Linked DNA regions of Mus musculus: region 1 is linked to region 2. The links are chromatin contacts, found by POLR2A ChIA-PET in ENCODE. All regions are on one chromosome and are shown on one strand. Each heading gives the region's core, a stretch centred on a gene start or an enhancer-like site at or near the end of the contact. The rest is flanking DNA. Distances are from core to core; before and after follow the strand shown.

Region 1 (4,080 bases), core at 1,520-4,019, 93 kb before region 2:
TTCTATTTACTGGGGTATATGGTCATTTTGAAGTTAGATACTAAGGAAAAACAAAATAGTTTGTTTTAAAAAAATATATTGACAGGCTATTCTGGAACTCTCTATGTAGACCACCAGTCTGGCACAGAACTCACAGAGATCTCCACCTACCTCTGCTTCCCAAGTACTGGGATTCAAGGTATGTGACACCATTTTTAATTTCCACAAAGAAGTTTTCAAAAATATTTTCAATGCATGGAAACCTCAATGTGCTCTAAGTACTCTCAAACCTTCAGAGAAACATAGAACTAATATAGGCCAAAATTTCCAAAATCTGCTATTTTGTGGAACTGACCAATCAGCCAAAGAACCAAAACAATGCTAACTACCATGAAAAACGAGTCGTGGTTCAAAACGTAAGTGGTATTTACTCATAAAACCACAACTGTGTTGAATAAAATAGCCGAGTACGGTGTTTTACATCAGTAACCCCAGTAGTCTCAAAGGCTGAAGCAGGAGGCGTATCTCCATTCTGAGGCCAGCCTGGGATACATGGACAGTTCTAAGCTGGCCTGTGATACATACTGAAACATTGTCTCAGTAAAATACAAAAGCATAAAGTTTTACTTTTTCATATGATTTCCACCATAATGGAAAACAAATATCCTTAAGAAAATGACCACTGATTATGGTGGCACATGGCCACCAATACCAGCACTTGGAAGATGAGGCGGCAGACCTGACAGAACTAGACTCTAAAAAAGAAATGATAGAAAAAACAAAAGGTGGGGTTGGGGGGGGGGCGAGAAAACCGCCCAGAACGTTTTAAAGTCGGCTTCTGGCAAAACTGTTCATGCTTATCTTTGGGAATTTCAACTACAAATCCAATTGCAAACTTGTTTTCTACAAATTCACTCAAACAAGTTGTTTTATTTTTTCAATTTCCATAACCTAAGTGCAACTCAATGCCATCAGCTCCATAAACCCCATTTTTCTATTTTATATATAAAATTTATGACAATTTAGTTTGCCGAGTAATAGCTGTTTGAGCTGTGTCTCATCTGTTTCCCAATTTTCATCAGGAGCAGGAGCCTGCATCAGTATACACTACCCAGTGAGTATCCACTAGTATCTTCGACATTAAGGCTGATTAAAATAATGCTAATGGGACTGGAAATGAATACAGTCAACTGGGTTTTTTGTTTTGTTTTGTTTTTTGTTTGTTTGGTTTTGGTTTTTTGAGACAGGGTTTCTCTGTGTAGCCCTGGCTGTCCTGGAACTCACTCTGAAATCCGCCTGCCTCGGCCTCCCGAGTGCTGGGATTAAAGGCGTGCGTCACCACGCCCCGGCTCTACAGTCAACTCTTAACTTTATATTTATTACGTTGAAAACAGTATACGAAGGCTGAAAAGGAACTAAAAGGTATTGTACCACCTAGAGATTCAATGCAACGCTGAGAAAACAATGTATTAGCCCTCACAATACTATGAAAAAATTTAAATAATTCACTTAATACTGGAAAGAATAAACATGAATACTCTTATCCATCTTCTTTTTCTAAGTTCTCTTGCATATGTAATAGGGAAGCTGAACTTAACGAACCACACTATTCCAAACCAGGTCACAGGAGAGAGTTAAGTCCCCAGTCATCATCCTGTTTCTATTTACTGACTGGTTTGACCCGCAAGCATTATGGTGTCCAGCTTTCCCAACTTATCTTTTAAAACATCTTCTGAGAAGAGCTTTTTTTTTTAAAATTATTAAAAAATGCCTTCTAGAACATTCTAGGAGAACTGTAATTTTAAAAGGCAACGTATCTTGTTTTTTTGTTTTTGTTTTTTAATCTCCAGAAACACTTTGCCCAAGCAAAACAACCCAGTTTTCAGAAAGGTCCGTTATAGTATACTTGAAACTAAGCGTGGATGGAATATAAATTTACACAAGTGGACACTAACTCGAACTCGCTCTTCTAGCAAAGTAGATTTTTTTTTAAAGTGGAATTTGAAAACACGCATCTTTCAAATAAAGAATTTTACAACTAGCCTAAAGACAGCGAAGTGCGCTTACACTTCTCGGAGACATTTCCTCTGCACCACGCTGGCACAGCTACGACAACCAGAAACCTCTTGGGGCTTTGGCCCCAACAACCTCTGCCTCCAAAGCCCGGGCGTCCGCCGGCCACTGGCCTCTCGGAGTCGAGTTCCCTACTAGTTCGCTCGCAGCCAAGACACTTCCACGTCGCCCCGAACCACACGCCTCCTTCTCCTCCTCAAATTAAATCGGGCTTTCCTCGCCACCCGCACGCACCAGGGGGACCGAGGGGAAGGCGAGCTGGCGGGAGCGCGGCGAGGGCACGCTCCACAGTCCCGGCCGGCCCGGCACCCACCTGCAGGCCGCGAGACCTGGGACACCGGCGCTGGTGCCCCGTCCTCGCCGAAGACGAGTTTGAAGTCGAGCTCGTCGTGGGCGCCACAGTTTGCAGTAGTCATCGGCGTGGCCCGGGGTGCAGCGCCTCCTCCTCAGGCGGCCGCGGCGGCTCCTCAGCGCCGCTTCATGCTGGGCCGCGCCGGCCAGGAGGTCGCGGCTCCACTGCAAACTTTCCGGGCGGGGCCCGCGAGGCCGAGCGTTCCGTTCCGACCTAGAAAGCTGGCCGAGCGCCCCGCCGCACCGGGAGCCGTCACCGCCGCCGGTCGAGGGTGCAGAAAAGCCACGGTCGCCTCAACCAAGGCTCCCCGCCCCCCACCCCCACAGTCGCCGCCACTGCCGCCACCGCCGCCGGCGCGCTCCCGCGCCCTGCAGCGCGCCCAGCCCCGCCCCTCGCCGCGCTCCCGCCCGACGGGGCAGCCCATAGGCCGCTGGCCCCGCTGACAGCCACGGGCCCCGCCTCCTCACCGACCTATCGCGTGAGTCCTCTGCGAGGAGGAAGTCACGTGAGCAAGAAGCGCCAGAGCCCTGCTCCCTCTCGGAAGTTGTAGTTAAAACTCTCTTTCTTCCGCAGTTTCTAAACCAAGACCAGGGTAGGGCCAATAGCGCTGTCTAATTAGATTGGGAACCCACGTAGGCCAATTGGAGACTATCTTTTTCCCCCTCATCGGGCGGAGCTCATGTCGAGGAAGTGGGTAGCAGAGCGCCAGGGTTATAGGTGTCCGGATATTTGGCCCCACAGAGGTACTTTTCACTTATAGCTGAGTTTAGAGTGGATACGTTCGTTAGACCACCTCAAAAGTTACCACTCATCCCCCGCATCCCTCCATACCAACTTCGATGGCGTAACTTGGAGAGGGCCAGGGATTGGTTCGAACTTTTGGGTAGGTTAGGGTGGAGCCGAAGAAAACCTTGCGAGACAAGTCTGGAGTCGATTCAGAGCCACCCTTCTGGGGTGGGGCCCCGTCTCAGTGGCTGTGCCTTTGTCCCCTCAAGCCGGCCCGGAGAGGATGCCATGCATTCTAGCTAGGCCTCACCTAAATCAGAGGGACCAGGTCTGGTCCTTGACGGAAGTTGAGCAGACACAGAGAAAAGTACCCTTCTTGGCCTCTGCATCTTAGTACATAACCGTGAGACTAAGGCATTGTGACACCCGAGCAAGGAAAGCCCACATATAGGAAGTGACGCTGTCAAAAAGAACCGGCTTTCAATCTTGGTTTCACCTCAAAGAGTCTGCCTTCCCCGGTGAGACATGAGATGGCCCAAGACACCATCCCTTGGAGTCTGGGGACTCAGTCTTGTTTACTTAGCGCATGATTAAGAGAAGGAGTTGGGAGAAGCCAGTGACCACCTCCTCCACGACAGCAAGTCTGATACTACTCACAAAAGCCCCTGGGAGAATGGAGCAAGCACAAGCTCCTTGCAAAGATCTCTGCATCTCAGTGATTCCTGGGCTACTAAGTGAGCCTCAGGGGGACCCCGGCTAAGCCTAGGGTCAGAAGAGCAAGGAATGTTCTGAGCTCGTGAGCCATTCATCTTGGACTGGTTTATTCCTGCTCAGGGCTTTACCAGTACTTATGAGGGACACAGAGATACAGAGATAGTCTCCCATCAGGGTTGAGAGAGAGAGGAATAGCAAATATATAATTACTGTGCAAAGAGATTAGAGCTGTGATA
Region 2 (4,164 bases), core at 1,622-4,121:
CTGTCTCTGCCTCCCAAGTGCTGGGATTAAAGGCGTGCGCCACCACGCCCGGCTCGAGAACATATATTTAATCTATTTATTATGGATACAGTGTTCTGCCTGCATGTTTCCTGCAGGGCAGAAAGGGCATAAGATCTCATTACTGATAGTTGTGATCCACCTTGTGGTTGCTGGGAATTAAACTCAGGACCTCCGGAACCCCAGATAGGTCTCTTAACCTCTGAGCCATTTCTTCAGAGAACATTTATTAAAAAAAAAAAAAAAAAATCCTACTGAAGTTAAAATTTGCCAGCATTTAGGCAAAATGGGCAGCCTGGTCAACAGAGTGAGTTCCAGGGCAGCCAAGGCTACACAGAGATTATAGGCATGTACTCTTATTATATCCCATTTTTTGTAATATGCACTAGAAAAGCACTCTACCAACTGAGCTACATCTTGAGTGAGCCTCTGTTTTTTGTTCTTTTGAGACAGGGATTATACATAGCTCAGGCTGTCCTCCAACTCAGCCTCACATCTCTGTTGAGTTCCAGGGGTGCAGGGTAGCCCACGATGCCCAAACTTTTCCTTTATTTGAATTTCATTTTCTGAGATTTTAAAGAGTCAGATGTTAGAGTTTCTGTTGCCAATCCTCAGTATCTCTCTTTTCCCCCTGTCTGGCTGCCCTGGAACTTACTATATATAGACCTGGCCTGCCTCTGTCTCTCTAGTGCCAGAGAAATGGCTGGACACTTGGGAGCCCTTGCAAACGCTTGCAGAGCACCAGAGTTCAGCTCCCGATGCACATCAGATAACTCACAACTACCTGTAACTGCAGCTCCAGGGGAGTTGACACCTTTGATCTTCCAGGGCACCTGCACACACACATACTCACACCCAGACACACATGGAAACCGATAATTAACAAGAAAACATCCAGGCATTGCGGCACACATCTTTTATTCTAGCACCTAGGGACTGCCTGTGAGGGCAACCTGGTCTACATAGAGATCAAAGCCAGCTAGGGCTACATAGTGAGACTCTCTGGGGGGGGGGGGGAAAGCAAAAAAGAAGAAGAAGAAGGAGAAGGAGAAGGAGAAGGAGAAGGAGAAGGAGAAGGAGAGGAGAAGAAGAAGAAGAAGAAGAAGAAGAAGAAGAAGAAGAAGAAGAAGAAGAAGAAGAAGAAGAAGAAGGGAAGGGAAGGAAGGAAGGAAGGAAGGAAGAAAGAAAGAAAGAAAGAAAGAAAGAAAGAAAGAAAGAAAGAAAATAACTTAAAAAAAAGAAAGAAAAGAAAGAGAAGAAAAGATGGGGCCTCTGTGTGTGTGTGTGTGTGTGTGTGTCCAAAGATCTTCAAGTGTTGTTCCTCAGTAGACACCCACCTGTTTTTTTGTTTGTTTGCTTCTTTGGTTTTGATTTTTGGACTGACTGGGGTAATGCTATTAGTTATACCTTGTATCTTTTTTTGGAATATTTATTACTCATAGCTTGTATTATATTTCTTCTTGCTCAGTTTATTTTTCAATTTTAAAGGTAAATTTAAATGTGTGTGTGTGTGTGTGTGTGTGTGTGAACCCTGGTACAGTCTGAGGGAGCTGGAGGGCATCAGATCCCCTGGAGCTAGAGACATATGCAGTCATAAGCTACCTGATGTGGGTGCTGGGGACTGAACTTGGGTCTGGGGCAAGAACAACAAAAGCTTGTAACCAGTGAGCCTTCTATACAGAGAGTGCAGGATAGGAGATGCAGAGCCGAGAGCACGCGCGCACAGCTGGAAAGCAGTTAAAGGTGCCAGAAAGAGAGGGAGGCCGATTGCAGCCCGGAAGAGCTGACTGGGAAGGGTTAGTTGTTGAGCTGCTTCAGGGAGGTCCTAGCCGAGCGGCCCACCCAGGCAGTTGGGGCTGGCGGGTGGCAGCAGAGGGCGCGGATTCTAGAGTCAGCCCAAATTCTAAAGGCTACACCAGAAAGGGAGAAAGAATGGAGATAGAGCAGAAAGATGAGCCCTGGAGCTTTCTGATAGGAAGGAAGCGGGGTGGGGTGGGGGAAGAGGCCAAAAGAACAACTCAGAAAGATAAAAATTCTCAAGTCAAGGCGACTAGGTAAGTTATCTGAGTGTGAAAGAAGTTAGCACCAAGAAAGGAAAGGACTCGGGTGCAGGAACCTCCAGGAGGTGAGGTTATGAAGGAGCAAGTTCAAATGAGATAACTGGGCTATCCCAAAGTGTCGATGAGGGATGGGCCGGTGTAACCTCTAGCGAGGAGGGAGCGGACTCCTCTAGGAAGGGCATACGATCTTCAACCACCTGCTAAGGGAGAGGCTGCAGCGAGCAGAACTGAGGGAGAGACCGTAGGCTACCAAAGTCCTGGAGAAGCGTTAGAGAGAAATGATGGTAATGGAAGAGTATGTATGTGAGGGTGATGAAAGACTTGAGGAGGTTTGGGGTGGTCACTGTGACATTGACCAGGTCCTGCTAGCTTTCCCGCTATGGAAGAGTATGTATGTGAGGGTGATGAAAGACTTGAGGAGGTTTGGGGTGGTCACTGTGACATTGACCAGGTCCTGCTAGCTTTCCCGCTAAATAACAAAAAGTGACTGAGAGCTAATTAGATTCAGGGAACAGAGCCAGTGCACCCTGCGCCCCGTCTCACCATCATAATACCCCTAAAAGTTAAAATACTTTCCCTCACTTTATTAAGTATCGCATTTGGGGCTCAGAGAGGGCAACCCCTTACCCAAAGACACACAGGAACCCTACCCTCCAGCAGCTAGAGTACTTCGTTCCCGGGGTCCTCTCATCCCCCCTCGGGGAGGAGCCGACCCGAGCCCCTCCTGCTCCCCGCCCCCGAGGGGCGGCCCGGGGGGCGGGTGGAGGAAGTGAGCGCAGCGGGGTGGAATGCGAGCGGGCGGGGCGGGCCAGCCTGGGGCGGCGGGGACTGCCGGCTGGAGGCCGGGACCGCGGGCCAAGCGCGCGCGATGCCTCACTTCACCGTGGTGCCGGTGGACGGGCCGCGACGCGGCGACTATGACAACCTCGAGGGGCTCAGTTGGGTGGACTACGGCGAGCGCGCCGAGCGGGAAGACTCGGACGGTGAGGGTGCGCCCGGCGGGGGCTGTGGCCGGGACGGGGGGCATCTACACGGGACTCGCGCCTTCGGACCGCGCGCGCAGACGTCCATGCAGGACTCCACTTTTCTTGCTCCTTGCGCGCTCAGACCGATGAGTCTTTTTGGTCCGGGACTCCCGGGCTAGGTCGTCCTCCACCCACTCCCAGCTCCTCCCCCGAGGGCCGCGGGCGGGGGCTGCAGACGTGGCCGCCTTGGGAGGCCGGGTAACGGGCTGCCTTGCTTAGGCTGGCGCCGAACGCGCCACGGGTCTGGGTCCAATGGAAGCCTGGATTGTAGCTTCCTCACTTTCTGTGAATCGCCCCCATCCTCTTGAGTGTCACCCTCTCTTCCTCTATGACTCACCGCCCCTCTCTTGTCCTTTCCCTACCCCTGCCTCCTTGCACACTGGCCCGGTAGGAGCAAAGGGTGTGCTCGCTGAAGAGCCTGTGTTGGCCTTGGTCTACGTAGATCTGTGCGTATCATGGACACCTAGGGAGCAGTCACACGGGGCCAGGCTTGTCTAGGCACTGTACATGAAGCAACTCGCTTTAATCCTCCCAACCTCCCCCATGGGACAGGTTCTGTTACTCGCACTTAGGAAGGAGTGAAGGGCGGTGGGGAAGAGTTATGTAACTTGTTCCAGTGGGATTCAAACCCGGATATGAGAATGTAGTGCCTTAACCTAGGTATCAGGGCTGGTTATAGAGGTAAACCCTTTCTCCCTTCCAGTGCCCCATCTCTCCATCTTCCACCCACGGAGGCTCCTCACACTTGGAATGGGAACGGTCCTGGTTATATGTGTCTGTCTGTATAGCTGTCCAGGCATGTGTAAATGCACGTGTGTCGCTGAGTATCACAGGGTCAGGTCAGGACGTCCTTATGGCTACTGTTTCCAGGAAGGCTGCCAGTGATGAGCCTGGTGCTATGATAACAAATGCCTGTGATGTCTGAGGCTGACCGTGATAGAAAGGTGTAGGAAATGTGTGTTGTGTCTGGTGATGGTATCGGAGGCTATCTGATAGGTCTGTGATGGTGACATGCTTGAGGGGTAGTCTGTGCTTCATGTGAACGGTGACTGAATGACCTG

The links. ChIA-PET counts read pairs that join two places held with the same protein, here RNA polymerase II (POLR2A).
Region 1: POLR2A ChIA-PET joins it to region 2 with 12 read pairs in Patski. The contact joins the promoter of Nfatc3 here to the promoter of Slc12a4 in region 2. POLR2A ChIA-PET finds 5 or more read pairs at or near these places in 3 of 5 experiments (Patski and embryonic stem cell).

Annotation. Positions count from the first base shown.
Region 1 is chr8:106,058,279-106,062,358 of GRCm38, reverse strand. Nfatc3 (nuclear factor of activated T cells, cytoplasmic, calcineurin dependent 3) reads right to left here and starts at 2,769. Exons shown (of 10, transcript NM_010901.3): 1 at 2,366-2,769. The coding sequence starts at 2,468.
Region 2 is chr8:105,964,822-105,968,985 of GRCm38, reverse strand. Slc12a4 (solute carrier family 12, member 4) reads left to right here and starts at 2,871. Exons shown (of 24, transcript NM_009195.3): 1 at 2,871-3,061. The coding sequence starts at 2,947.